2 separate regions of the Homo sapiens genome follow, and region 2 is linked to region 1. A link is an interaction called in ENCODE POLR2A ChIA-PET data of the cell type or tissue named here. Cell type or tissue: Panc1. All regions are shown on one strand. Links, peaks and the distances in the headings refer to the core of each region. The heading gives the core; the rest is flanking DNA.

Region 1 (7,540 bases), core at 1,227-6,226:
CTTTACTCCCATTGTTACTTCCAAATAGATCCAATGCTGTTTCTTCTGCATCTTTTTAAACGTTTTTCCCTGTGTGGCTGCGTAATAGTAGAAATCATATAGGCAATCACATTATTACCTTGTTCTACAGCTTGCTTTTTTCACATCACAATAGATCTTGGTCATCTTTCCTATCAGTACATATAGAAAATCTAGCTCATTCATTTTAACTGCCTGAAGCCATTATTTTTTTGTGCCGAAACAGTGGTCTAAGTCTTAGAGCCAAGAAAGTATCAGGTAGCTACGTCACCCTATTCAATGCAAAGGCTTAGAGATTTCACTAATTCAACATTTTCTTTTCTTTTTTAAGATGAGGTCTCTTTTTGTCGCCCAGGCTGGAGTGCAGTGGCGTGCTCACAATTCACTGCAGCCTCAACCTCCAGGGCTCGAGTAATCCTCCCGCCTCAGCCTCCCAAGTAGCTGGGACCATGGGCCCACAGGCACGAGCCACCACACCCAGTTAATTTTTAAATTTTTTATAGAAAGGTTGTTTGGGCTGGTCTGGAACTCCTGGGCTCAAGTGATCCAATTGCCTCAGCTTCCCAAAGTGCTGGGATTACAGGCATGAGCCACTGTGCCCTGCCCAGAGTTACCATACACTGGAAATAAACAGAAAGGTGGTGACCAGAACAGCACTGCTCTCCCCAAGGAACCCCTGCCACCCCATCCTGAAGATATCCCTGCCTGAGTCTGCCCCTTCCTAAAGTCCTATGACAGGCTGAGTATCCCTTCTCCGAAACGCTTGGGAAGAAAAGTTGTTTTGGATTTCAGATTTTTTTTCAGATTTTGGAATATTTGCATTATCCTTCTGGTTGCACATCCCTAACCCAAAAATCTGAAATCCTTTGAGCATAATGGCACTCAAAAAGTTTTTAATTTTGGCCAGGCATGGTGGCTTATGCCTGTAATCCCAGTACTTTGGAAGGCTGAGGCAGGCGGATCGTTTGAGCTCAGGAGTTCGAGGCCAGCCTAGGCAACATGGTGAAACCCTGTCTCTACCAAAAAAAAAAAAAAAAAAAAAAAAAAAAAAAATATATATATATATATATATATATATATATATATATATGGCCAGGCATGATGGCATATGCCTGTAGTCCCAGCTACCTGGGAGGCTGAGGTGGGAGGATTGCTTGAGCCTGGGAGGCAGAGGCCACAGTAAGCCAAGATCACACCACTGCACTCTAGCCTGGGTGACAGAGTAAGACCCTGTCTCAAAAACAACAACAAAAAGTTTTGATTTTTGAAGCATTTCAGATTTCAGATTTTTAGATTAATGATACTCAACTTGTAGACAGAGTTCCTGGATGGAATTTCACTCCTCTCCTTCTCTTTTCCCCACTGTGCCCAGCATCATGTCTTACTGACAGTGGATGCTCGACTGAATGAACAAATACATGAAATAAGGAAGAAAGGAATGAATCAGAACAAACTCAAGGCTCACATTTAACTTTACCTGAGTTAGTTTGCTTTGCCTGAAGGGAGTATGGGTGTGTTCCTGATCCAGTGCTCGGATACATTCCTTCAGCTGCAAAGTGGGAGAACAAGCACATCAAGTATCAAGTGCAAAGGGAGAGTAACAGACCTGATGCCGCCTCCACAGGAAGCTTGTTTTTCTTCAATAAACCACACTCAGACAATCCTCCAAAAGGAAGTCAAAATGGCCTGTAGTTTCCATTCAACAAGAGAAACCAAGCTAGATTGGGAAACACCATCCTGTGCTGCCTAGCTGAAGGCCTCCCAGCTTAGAGGCTGGGATCCTAGGACTGCCCCTGAGTTGACGGCGGGGAACAGACAGACGCTGGGACCTACCCTCAAGTCCCAGAGTTCAAGCTCATGTGGTGGTAGTTCTGGCTTGCTGGCTCCCTTTCTCTCCTCACATTCTTCCCAACTGTTGATGCACTTAAACAGACAAAATATCTATATCCACTTCCCCACTCCCTGCTCACACATGCACACCCGTTGGCGTAGAGTCAAGCATAGATTCAGATATAAACTATCTGAATGGGGTAGGAGAAATTCTAGAGCCAGAGCTAGAAGGAAACTGAGAAATCACCTAGGCCTACCCCCTCGTTTTATTTATTTTTTTCTTAATTTTTTTTTTTTTTTGTAGAGATGGGGGTCTCTGTATATTGTTGCCCAGGCTGGTCTCAAACTCCTGGCCTCAAATGATCCTCCTGCCTCAGCCTCCTGGAGTGCTGGGATTACAGCCAGCACTTTGACCACACACAATTAAAAACGACCCTTCATTTAAAAACAGCAGGGTCTGTGGCCCAAAGGCAAAGGAATGTTCCTTGCTCATGGCTGTACTCCCTCAGTGAGAAGCGCTCATTGGACATGATAAGGACAGCAGAGATCTGGATATGTGGACCTCCAGGGGAAACACTCCCATCAGAAACAGTGGTGGGGGTCGTGGGGGGCAAGATGAGGGAGGAGAGACCTTCTATTTCTGAGTGATGCATCTAGGCTAAAAGATAGTAAAAGAAAAGAAAAGGAGCTGGGTGCAGTGGCTCATGCCTGTAATCCCAGCACTTTGGGAGGCTGAGGCGGGCAGATTATTTGAGCTCAGGAGATCGAGACCAGCTTGGCCAACATGGTGAAACCCTGTCTCTACTAAAAATACAAAAAAAAAAAAATTAGCCGGGCATGGTGGCACATGCCTGTAATCCCAGTTACTCAGGAGGCTGAGAAAGGAGAAAAGCTTGAACCTGGGAAGTAGAGGTTGCAGTGAGCTGAGATCATGCCACTGTACTCCAGCCTGGGTGACAGAGCGAGACTCCGTCTCAAGAGAAAAAAAAAAAAAAGAGGGAAGAAGGTGGAAGCAATCCCTTGGAATTGCCACCAAGAATAGGTAGTTTGCCTCCAGAGTGTGCTATGGCTGTTCTTAGCAGCAGCCACAGATGCCCGCAACTGCCCTACCTCTATCCAAGAAGCTGCAGGGTATAAACAGGTGTGAGGAAATTTCCTCTTTTATTAAAAATCTATCCAGTATTCCCCAACTTTAGCACTGAGAAGATTCTCCACTGAGAACGAACAAGTAATCAAACCCTGTTCCTCACAGACTCAAATTCAAGCGTGGCCACCAATCCCTACAAGCTTTTTTTCTTTTTTTAAATAAAAAAAGTTTGGCTCCCTCTCTCACCCTCCCAACTTACCCCTCATGAAGTCTGGAAAGAATGTACCTACCTGGAGACTTCAGTTCTGATAAAAAATAAGTAAATAATGTGGAGCAGCACAAGGCAGCATATACAACTGGAAAAAGGAATGAGGAAGAGCTCTATGTACAGTCATGCAGTGATCTTGAGGATGCCGTTAAGTGACAAAAGCGAAGTGCAAAATAGTGTTGAGAGTATGTTAGCATTTTTTCTAAGAAAAGGGGTGAGTGCAAACATATATATAGACAGAAAAATGATTTTACAAGGGGAGGAAGGTAACAAGGTTGAGAGTACAGGGATGGAAACTATACTTCTTTGAATGTGGCTTATTTTACAATTTTTACTTTAAAACCACATAATTTTTTTTGCTTTTTGCTGTTTGTTTAAGAGATGGGGTCTCACTTTGTATCTCAGGCTGGAGTGCAGTAGCACAATCACAGCTCACTGCTGCCTTGAATACCTGGACTCAAGTGATCCTCTCACCTCAGCCTCCCAAGTAGCTTGGGTTACAGGTGCGCACCACCACACCCAGCTAATTTGTAAATGTTTTGTAAAGACAGGGGTCTCCCTGTGATGCCCAGGCTGGTCCTGAACTCCTGGGCTCAAGTGATCCTCCTTCCTTGGCCTCCCAAAATGCTGGGATTACAGGTGTGAGCCACAGCTCCTGGCCTAAATGTTTTAAAATAATTACAAAATAAGGTTAAATCAAAATAAATAAGGCAATTCGTAAAACCAAAACCAAACAAATGAACCTAACACTATGAAATTGGCAGGCTTAAACACACAGAGAAGAATTATTTCAGGTGATTTGACAGCATAATATTATGACTGTACATCCTTAGTGGGATACAACCCAATTAAAAAGAAAACTGCGATAAAAATCTTGAACTGAATTAATCATATTATAAATAATATTAGCATTATTTTGAAATACATATATATTAAAGTAGAGCAAATAAATGTTGCTAGGAACTAAGATTTCTAGCATAACAGAAAAAAGAGACAAATAAACATTTAAATAAATTAAATAAAAACTGTGTAATTTTAATTTTATTTATTTTTTTAATATTATTATTCATTGGCTTTCTTCAGACGAGACAGTTTATTTTTTGAGACAGGGTCTTGCTTTGTTGCCTAGGCTGGAGTGCAGTGGTACAATCATGGCTCACTGCAGCCTCAACCTCCTGGGCTCAAGCAATCCTCCCACCTCAGCCTCCCAAGTAGCTGTGACTACAGGCGTGTGCCACCACGCCCAGCTAATTTTTAAGTTTTTTGCAGAGACAGGGTCTCATTATGTTGCTCAAGCTGGTCTCAAACTCCTGGGCTCGAGTGATCTGTCCACCTTAACCTCCCAAAGTGCTGGGATTATATGTGTGAGCCACTGGGCCTGGCCTGCAATCTTAAACTAATTTATTACTATAAATCCCACATATACCACATATATTTTTCCTTTTCAAAACAAAAAATAACACCTTATTTATTAGCTCTGTCCACAGAAAAGGCCCAGAAGCAAGGGCTAACACAGTAGTGATAAGCACCCCTAATACACAGACTGAAGTCTCTAAACACCATTTCCGTCTCAAAAAAACCAAGGCTCAACCAGGCGCGGTGGCTCATGCCTGTAATCCCAGCACTTTGGAAGGCCGAAGCAGGCGAATCACGAGGTTAGGAGTTCAAGACCAGCATGGCCAACATGGTGAAACCGGGTCTCTACTAAAAATACAAAAAATTAGCTGGTTGTGGTGGCAGGTGCCTGTAATCCCAGCTACTCGGGAGGCTGAGGCAGGAGAATCGCTTGAACCTAGCAGGCAGAGGTTGCAGTGAGCCAAGATTGTGCCACTGTACTCCTGCCTGGGCAACAGTGTGAGACTCCATCTCAGAAAAAAAAAAAAAAAAGAAAGAAAAAGAAAGAAAAAGAAACCAAGACTCATTGAAGAAATGGCTGATTCGAGGTCTGGAGAGGGAAATGTATAAAATGAGCCTAGAACATAGGCTCTTGTCATATCAGAAAGCCAGGAAGCTATCAAGAACGAGTAGGGTTGTACCAAAAAGACACAGGAACATTCTTGAAACAGCTCCTATTGGCTAAATATGTTGAATTTAAGCAGCAAAAAAAGATATAATGATTTCAGTTTATAATAATAGAAAAAAAGGTAAACAACAACAATAAAACAAACTCATATTATGTTTAGGTAACATGAACTCCAACTCATTCTGAAAAGTGGTGAATAAATTAAAGAATCATCTTGCTTCCACTACAAACTGTATGTCAGGAAAATCAGATAGTTGAGGGAAAATTATTCTTTTCAGCTAATACATACAGAAGGAATATTAGAATTAGAATATCACCATTCTGGAACTCTTAATAAAATAATAGATATAGATGAGATTCTTCAATGGCTGATAAAATTCTTAGGTTAAAAACGGCTGAATGGCATGTCCTTAACAGAGACTAAGGGGAAAGAAAAGTAAAAATAAATAAAATAAAATAAAAAATAAAGGCTGAAAGGAAACTTTATAATAGAGAAATTAGGCTGACAACACTTGAATCTCTTTTCAATCTTAAAATCACAAAGAGAGACAACTAGACATTCTCTATCTCCTAATGTATTGCTACAGAAAATCTAAGAACTACCTATGAATTGTTTTTGCCAAAAAATATAGAACCTAAATCTGATCACATCTCTAATTCAGGACTGTCCCAACAGAAATAATACATGAGCCACAAATGCAAAACACATATGTAATTCTAAATTTCTAATAGTCATATCTTTTTTTAAAAAAGAAAAAGAAACAGATAAAATTAATGTTAATTATATATTTTATTTAACTCAATATATCCAAAATATTATTTCAGCATGTAGTCAATATGAAAAAAATAAATGAGATATTCTACAAGCTTTTTTGGTAATCAAAATCCAGTGTGTATTTTACACTTAGAGCATATCTTAATTCAGACCAGCCACATTTCAAGTGCTCAATTGCCACATGTGGCTGGTGGCTGCCATAGTGAACAACACGGCTATAGAGCTTAGCCACCTGACAGGAAACATAAAGGATAATGAGTAACATGTTAAACATCAACACAAAGATGCAGGTGGCCAAGTACAGAATGTGGCAAATCTTACAGGACAAGTGACCCAGTTTTCTTCAACCAATACACTGATATAGAAAAAATGAAAGAGGGAATAAGAACTCACATAGGATTTTATTGGCACCTTGATTTGAACAAGTTAACTATAAAAAGACACTTATGGGACAATTAGAGGAATTATAATACTTATTGGATAATAAAGAATTACTTCTTTAGGTAAGATAATGGCATTATGGCTACATTAAAAAGTATCTCTTTGAGATACATTTAAAAAAATTTTTTTTTGAGATGGAGTCTTGCTCTGTTGTTGCCCAGGCTGGAGTGCAGTGGCATGATCTCAGCTCACTGCAACCTCCACCTCCTGGGTTCAAGAGATTTTCCTGCCACAGCCTCCCGAGTAGCTGGGGTTGTAACAGCCTGCCACCATGCCCAACTAATTTTTGGTTATTTTTAGTAGAGACAAGGTTTCACCATGTTGGCCAGGCTGATCTACCTCAAGTGATCCACCTGCCTCGGCCTCCAAAAGTGTTGGGATTACAGGCGTGAGCCACTGCGCCCAGCTGAGATATATACAATATTTATGGAATAAATGACATGATGACTAGGATTTTCTTTCTTTTTTTTTTTTTTTTGAGACTGAGTCTCACTCTGTCACCCAGGCTGGGGTGCAATGGCACGATCTCGGCTCACTACAACCTCCACCTCCTGGGTTCAAGCGATTCTCCTGCCTCAGCCTCCTGAGTAGCTGGAATTACAGGCGCTCGGCACCACGCCCAGCTAACTTTTGTATTTTTAATAGAGACAGAGTTTCACCATGTTGGCCAGTCTTGTCTCGAACTCCTGACCTCAAGTTATCCACCTGCCCTGGCCTCCCAAAGTGCTGGGATTATAGGCGTGAGCCACCGCTCCCAGCTGGATTTTCTTTAAAATAATCCAACCAGGGGGAGGGAAGGGGTTGCTTAGATTTTTCATATGTTGGTAACTGTTGAATCTGACAGGTATATGGGAGATCATGATACTATTTGTTCTACTTTTCTATGTTTGAAAAATTAATATAATTTTAAAGCTTGGGGAAAGAGAGAAAGCTTAGCGGAGTTAACCATTCAGCAACTGCAGAAATACTTCTGTTCCTAATTGGCATGGATTGACCAGGGGAAAAGAAGGCAAGGAGAGAAGAAAATAGTTGCCTAGAATTGTGAGAGTCTGTCTGGTCAGCCCTCTATCTCCAACCCTGGCATTCTATTACTACATA
Region 2 (7,540 bases), core at 903-5,902, 110 kb before region 1:
AGCAGCACCTACAGATAGGTTCCTGACCACCATTTCTTAGAGCATTTACTTAAAAGGGCTTAGAATTGTGGATCCTTCCTCTGTGCCTTTGAAAGATATATGTATCTCCCATAATTTAGGAGTGTCTTTCTCAAGGACCTGAAAGCTATTCCATTGAAATGTAATCATTGGAAAGGATAGGGCCTCTGTCCCCTAGTCTCTCTGGGAGGATAGAATTCTAACTCGTTAATTGCCAATTAACAGACAAAGGTGGCCTAATTGGCATTTACACCAACCAACCCTTTGTAATTTTTCCTGACTCAGCGCCCTCTGTTCTATCCCACAACTCAGTCTTTGTCTTTATTTTTTAATTTATTATTATTATTATTTTTGAGACAGAGTCTTCCTGTGTCACCCAGGCTGGAGTGCAGTGGCGTGATCTTGGCTCACTGCAACCTCCGCCTCCCGGGTTCAAGTGATTTTCCTGCCTCAGCCTCCTGAGTAGCTGGGTGTACCACGCCAAGCTAATTTTTGTATTTTCAGTAGAGATGGGGTTTTGCCACGTTGGCCAGCTAGTCTTGAACTCCTGACCTCAAACGATCCACCCACCTCACCCTCCCAAAGTGCTGGGATTACAGGCATGAGCCACCGCGCCTGACCAATTTTTTTTTTTTTTTTTTGAGACGGAGTCTGGCACTGTCACCCAGGCTGGAGTGCAGTGGCGCAATCGCAGCTCACTGCAACCTCCACCTCGCGGGTTCAAGCAATTCTTCTGCCTCAGCCTCCTGAGTAGCTGGGATTACAGGTGCCTACCACCATGCCCAGGTAAATTTTTGTATTTTTAGTAGAGATGGGGTTTCACTATGTTGGCCAGGCGGGTCTTGATCTGCTGACCTTGTGATCCACCTGCCTCGGTCTCCCAAAGTGCTGGGATTACAGGCGTGAGCCACCATGCCCGGCAAACCGATTATTTTTATTTATTTATTTTTTTGAGACGGAGTTTCACTCTTGTTGCCCACGCTGGAGTGCAATGGCACGATCTCGGCTCACTGCAACCTCTGCCTCCCAGGTTCAGGCGATTCTCCTGCCTTAGTCTCCTGAGTAGCTGGGATTACAGGCACCCGCCACCATGCCTGGCTAAATTTTTGTATTTTTAGTAGAGATGGGGTTTCACCATGTTGGCCATGGTGGTCTCGAACTCCTGACCTCAGGTGATCCACCTGCCTTGGCCTCCCAAAATGCTGGGATTACAGGTGTGTGCCACCCCACCTGGCCTAAATGTTTTTTTTAAGCCCACAACTAACATCATATGTCTTTCTCTCTTTATAAGGCCTAGTTACCTCTAAAAATGGAAGCTGAGTTTAGTTCATACTGCACCCTCTTCCCTATTGCAAAGGAATATTACTGATGAATAGGTGTCCTTACCACTGTAACTAGTTTATTTGTTTATCTTTGACAAGCATGTTGACCAGCGTTATGGAATTTCACTCTATTTACATGTGGCTTAGTGTTCGGCATCAGACTCAGTGGGACCACAATACATTTCTGATCCTCTTTTTCATATAGCTCTTCTCTGGCAAAATTGCCCCCAAAATCCCAGCTGCCTTAGTTTCCTCAAACTTGATCTCTGCTTCCTCACCCCATGAACACTGCTATGTTCTGCTTGGATTTCCTCACCCTGAGCAGAAGCCTAGAAACTGTCTACAGGCAGAAAGCCAAAGTGTTTTTAGGCTCATCTTACTTGCTTTTTTCTTCTCTCAGGGAACAGAGTCCTGTACTCCTTGTCCAGTGTCTGAGAATAGGTATTTCATATAAATTTGTCTACTTTTCTCATTCTTTATCACCAGAGGGCAAGTCCAGTACCAACTATTAGAGGAACTTAGGATTTCATTTTTGAAAAACTTTTAATAATTAATTTAATTGGGTTGGAGTAAAGAAAGGGGGAAAAAATGAAGGTGGACACCATAAGACTTAAAAGGTAAATGGCAAGGAGAGATCTTTTTAAATACATTTAACAGAAGGATAATGTATGGAATATGCCAGCTCCTTCAAATATATAAGAAAAAAGGAAACAACCCAGTGGTAAAATGGGCAGAGGATAATAACAAGCAATTCACAAATGGTCAATAAACACAAGAAATATACAGCATAAGGAAATACAAATTAAAATCCAATGAAAAACCATTCATTGGCTTGGTAGGATGGCTCACGCTTGTAACCCTGTGCTTTGGGAGGTCAAGGTGGGAGGATCACTTGAATTCAGGAGTTTGAGGCCAGCCTGGGCAACATAGCAAGATCCCTGTCTCTACAAAAAACTAAAAAATTAGCTGGGCATGGTGGTGCATGCCTGTAGTCACAGCTACTCTGGAGGCTGAGGCAGAAGGATCACTTAAGTCCCAGAATTTGAGGCTGCAGAAAGTTATGATTGGGCCAGTACACACCAGCCTCAGCGACAGAGCAAGACTCTGTCTCTCTCTCTCTTTTTTTTTTTTTAGCAAAATCAAAAAAATTTTAAATGTCGGCAAGAATACAGCAAAACAGCTACCTTCATACACTTTGGTTCCAGTGTAAAGAAATCTGTTTGACACGCAATTTGGAGAAATGGGGAAGCTGTGGTGAATGGGAATTCATGGCCCTGGACCTACAAAAAGCCTGCATTCCTGCCAGTATGGCTACTTTGTTCATGTGCGCACTGTGCCTGCTCTGGGGGGGTTAATGACACAGGCTATCATCAACTAGCTGAGTCATTTTGTTTACTTGGCTGTTCAGTGCCTCTTATGTGGTGCATTCTCTCTGGTATGCCTTAACATGTTGTTACGAACTGAATTGTGCCCCGCCCCTCCAAGTTCTTATGTTGAAGTCCTAACCACCCCACTTACCTCAGAATGTGACTGTATTTGGAGAAAGGGCCTTTAAGTAGGTGATTAAAGATCCTAATGCAATCTGACTGGAGGCCTTATAAGGAAGAAATCTGGACACACAGAGATACCAGAGACGTGAGTGCACAGAGAAAAGGCATAGAGTTGAGGATACAGTGAGAAGGCGAAAGCTAAGGAGAGAGGCCTGAGAAGAAACCAAACCTCCTGACACCTTGACCTTGGACTTCTGGCCTCCAGAACTGTGAGAAAATAGATTTACATTGTTTAATCCATCCAGTCTATAGTATTTTGTTATGGCAACCCTAGCAAACAAATACACATGTGATACAAAGATCTTCATACTCATGCCCCTTCCTATATGTTCACTTGGAATTCTTTGTCCTTAGATCTCCTTATTCCCAATGTTTCCAGTCTTTCTCATTCAAGGCCTCTAACCAACCAACCAGTCACTCACCACTATCCATGATTCTGAATATATCCTAACCTCAGGCTACTTTTATTCACCAAAATTAGATGGTGCATTTGCCAAAGCTTCCCAGTTAGGAGGATTGCTTCTTAACACCTTGTCTTTCAGGGTCCTCACTATGTCCTATTTTCTGCTTGCGTTTTCTCACCCACCGAGCCAACCTCCTCTGTTAGCTGGCCACAAGAGCATATATGGCAATAGATATAAGCTAAGAGGTGCTAAGGTAAGAGCAGTAGATGACTGGGGGCTCGTGCCACCTGCAGCTTATACACTTTAGCTGTATTTGTGTCTGCTCCTGAATGTACCACTTCTGCATTGCGACAGATTGCTGCTGGCCCATCCACCTTATGATGTGGTGAGTCTGAGAAACAAAACTTTTTTTTTTTTTTGAGACAGAATCTCACTCTGTTGCCCAGGCTGGAGTGCAATGGTGCAATCTTGGCTCACTGCAACCTTCACCTCCCAGGTTCAAGCGATTCTCGTGCCTCAGCCTCCCAAGTACCTGGAATTACAGGCATGTGCCACCACGCCCGGCTAATTTTTTGTATTTTTAATAGAGATGGGGTTTCACCATGTTGGCCAGGCTGGTCTTGAACTCCTAGTCTTAAGCAATCCACCCGCCTGGGTCTCCCAAAGTGCTGGGATTACAGGTTTGAGCCACCACACCGGCCTGAGAAACAGAATTTATGAAGGATTGTATTGTCCATGTGGTTGATGTCCTACAGTCAGGCACTTCATCTTTGCCATGGTCAGATGCTGATTATTTTATTTTTTGAGACAGAGCCTCACTCTGTCACCCAGGCTGGAGTGCAGGGGAGCAATCTCAGCTCACTGCAACCTCCACCTCCCAGGTTCAAGCAATTCTCATGCCTCAGCCTCCTGAGTAGCTGGAATTACATGTACACGCCACCACGCCTGGCTAATTTTTGTATTTGTAGTAGAGATGGGGTTTCACCATGTTGGTCAGGCTGGTCTTGAACTCCTGATCTCAAATGATCCACCTGCCCTGCCTCAACCTCCCAAAGTGTTAGGATTACAGACGTGAGCCACCTCGCCCAGCCTCATTTTTTAAAAAATTTGTAATTATCTGCTGCAGATATCATAGCCTTACTGTGGAACCCTAGGGGTCTAGGTTGTGATTCTCTTATCGGAGCTTGTCAGAAACTCCACATGATGCCTTTTGCCACTGTCTTAGTGTGTTTGTTCTGCTTTAATAAAATACCTGAGATTGGGTAATTTATAAAGAACAGAAATTTATTTCCCACAGTTCTGGAAGCTGGGAGGTCCAAGATCATGGAGCCAGCGTGTCTGGTGTCTGGTGAGGGTTGCTGTCTGATTCCAAGATGATGCCTCTTGCTATGTCCTCACATGGTGAAAGGAGGAAGGGCAAAAAGGACTGAACACTGTGAAGCTTCTTTTATAAGGGTCTTAATCCCATTTATGAGGGAGGAGACCTCATGACTTAATTATCTCCTAAAGGCCCCACTCCCTGGAGATTAAGTTTCAATGTAAATTTTGTAGGGACACAAACATTCAGACTATAGCAGCCACCACCATAGGTTCTGCTGGGTTCTATGGTTCAAACAGTAGGACCATTTGCATCCCAGCCTGGAGCTGCTGCTGAGCACGTCACTTATCCTGGACCCACTCGAAGCTGGCAGCCTTTTGTGTCACCCAGTATATGGATTAGAGTGATATTCCCAAGTAAGGACTAATACTCTGCCTCCAGAACAAAGACACCTTAGTTGAGAGTGTGGGGAATGAGAGATGCAATATTGTAATTTGTCTTTTACTTTGAAGGGAATGTCCCAGCATTTCCCAAACTACTAGACTACCCAAAACTTAACTGTTAGCCGGGCGCGGTGGCTCACACCTGTAATCCCAGCACTTTGGGAGGCCGAGGCGGGTGGATCACCTGAGGTCAGGAGTTCAAGACCAGCCTGGCCAACATGATGAAACCCTGTCTCTACTAAAAACACAAAAATTAGCCAGGCATGGTGCACTCCTGTAATCCCAGCTACTTGGGAAGCTGAGGCAGGAGAATCGCTTGAACCCGGGAGGCAGAGGTTGCAGTGAGCCGAGATGGCCCCACTCCACTCCAGCCTGGGCGACAGAGTGAGACTCTGTCTCGAAAAAACCAAAACAGACAAAAAAAAAAAAAACTTAACTGTTGTGGTGGACCTTTGAGCCTTCATAAAGTTGATCTCCCACATTTGAAAGCACATATATCTTTAAAAGACTTCCAATGAATTTGCCATTTTTTACACATCCAGTCTGATTACTTTTCTGTCCTCCATACCGGCAACAATGTGATGTTCTGTGGTGTATCCAGATGATTAAAGTCCCTTCAGAATATATATATATTCTCTAGGCCAGGCACAGTGGCTCATGCCTGTAATCCCAGCATTTGGGGAGGCCGAGGTGGGAAGGAATCGCTTGAGTCCAGGAGTTCAAGACCAGCCTAGGCAAGAGAGCGAGACCCCATCACTATTTTTTTTTTTTTTAAATAGAGGCCGAGGCAGGGCAGGTGAGATCAGGAGTTCAAGACCAGCCAGACCAACATGGTGAAACCCTATCTATCTATCTATCTATCTATCTATCTATCTATCTATCTATCTACCAATTTTGAGACAGGGTCTTGCTCTGTTAACCAGGCTAGAGTACAGTGGCATGATCATAGCTCACAGCAACCTTGACTTCCTGGGCTCAGGTGATTCTCCTACCTCAGCCTCCCTAGTAGCTAGCTATGGACTCCCAAGTAGCCTCCAAGTAGCTGGGCCCATACCACCATGCCTGGCTAATTTTTAATTTTTTTTTTTTTTTGTAGTGACAGGGTTTTGCCATGTTGTCCAGGCTGGCCTTGAATTCCTGGGCTCAAGTGATCCTCCTGCCTCGGCCTCCCAAATTGCTGAGATTACAAGCATGAGCCACACACAGCCTCAGAATATATTATAATAGTGGGCATGAAATTAACATAGCTCTGGGCCAAGACTATATATGTATGCTACTGTCCATTCCAAGTGACAGTTAACTGTTTCTGATCCTCCTTTAGAGATGGAAAAGAATGCCTTTACCAGATTAATGGTCACATATCACACATACCATGTATTTGAGGTAACGTTAATCTGCTTTAGCAAAGATACTAAATCTGGCACCTGCAATTGCAGCTACTACTTTTTTGAGTGTGTCATAGTCTACTGGACATCCTCCAGAATCTATCTAGGATTCTGTTGAACCAAAAGAAATTATGATAGGGACTATTACCTCTGCATCTTTTTTTTTTTTTTTTTTTTTTTTTTTGAGATGGAGTCTCGCTCTGTTGCCCAGGCTGGAGTGCTGTGGCGCCAACTCGGCTCACTGCAAGCTCCGCCTCCCAGGTTCACACCATTCTCCTGCCTCAGCCTCCAGAGTAGCTGGGACTATAGGCGCCCGCCACCACGCATAGCTAATTTTTTTTTTTCGTATTTTTATTAGAGACGGGGTTTCACCGTGTTAGCCAGGATGGTCTCAATCTCCTGACCTTGTGATCCGCCTGCCTTGGCCTTACCTCTGCATCTCTTAAATCATTAAGAGTACCATTGATCTCTTTCACTACCCATAAGATGCAATCTTGTTTTTGATTGCTATCTTGCTGGGGTAGGGAGAAGTTTCAGAGGCTTCTATTTGGTCTTTCTCATGACGTTAGCACTTACCTCACAGGTCATAGGGCCAATGTGTTAGTTCTTTTAACAGCCAAGTATGTTGATTTTATTCATGTATTTGGCAACCAGGGACATAACCACTGGGTGTGTCTGTGTGCACAGTAGATTCCCTGTGAACTGAACCTGGGCCAGGACTCATTTATTTATTTATTTATTTATTTATTTATTTATTTATTTATTTATGAGACGGAGTCTCATTCTGTCGCCAGGCTGGAGTGCAGTGGCATGATCTCGGCTCATTGCAACCTCCGCCTCCCGGGTTCAAGCAATTCTCCTGCCTCAGCCTCCCAAGTAGCTGGGACTATAGACACGCACCACCACGTCTAGCTAATTTTTGTATTTTTAGTAGGCACTGGGCTTCACTGTGTTGGCCAGGATGGTCTCAATCTCCTGACCTCAGGTGATCCATCTGTCTCGGCCTCCCAGAGTGCTGGGATTACAGGTGTGAGCCACTGCTCCTGGCCAGGAGTCCATTTATTACAGGGTCTCCATATGCCCCAACTCTAAAGGGGGGA

Evidence for each region. Peaks named below come from ENCODE experiments on the same cell type or tissue, not always from the same donor. Only the 100,000 strongest peaks of a DNase experiment are listed, where the experiment ranks them.
Region 2: POLR2A ChIA-PET joins it to region 1 with 6 read pairs; 6 of 35 experiments call an interaction of 5 or more read pairs at or near these places.

What each region holds. Positions count from the first base shown.
Region 1 is chr9:34,261,606-34,269,145 of GRCh38, forward strand. KIF24 (kinesin family member 24) reads right to left here. Exons shown (of 13, transcript NM_194313.4): 9 at 1,496-1,567. Among named protein-coding and RNA genes, the nearest start is that of KIF24, 64 kb to the right of the region's middle. In Panc1, for the core only: no CTCF peak of the experiment used is centred there; no DNase peak of the experiment used is centred there.
Region 2 is chr9:34,155,826-34,163,365 of GRCh38, forward strand. No RefSeq gene overlaps it. Among named protein-coding and RNA genes, the nearest start is that of UBAP1, 19 kb to the right of the region's middle. In Panc1, for the core only: no CTCF peak of the experiment used is centred there; a DNase peak (open chromatin) is centred at 2,797.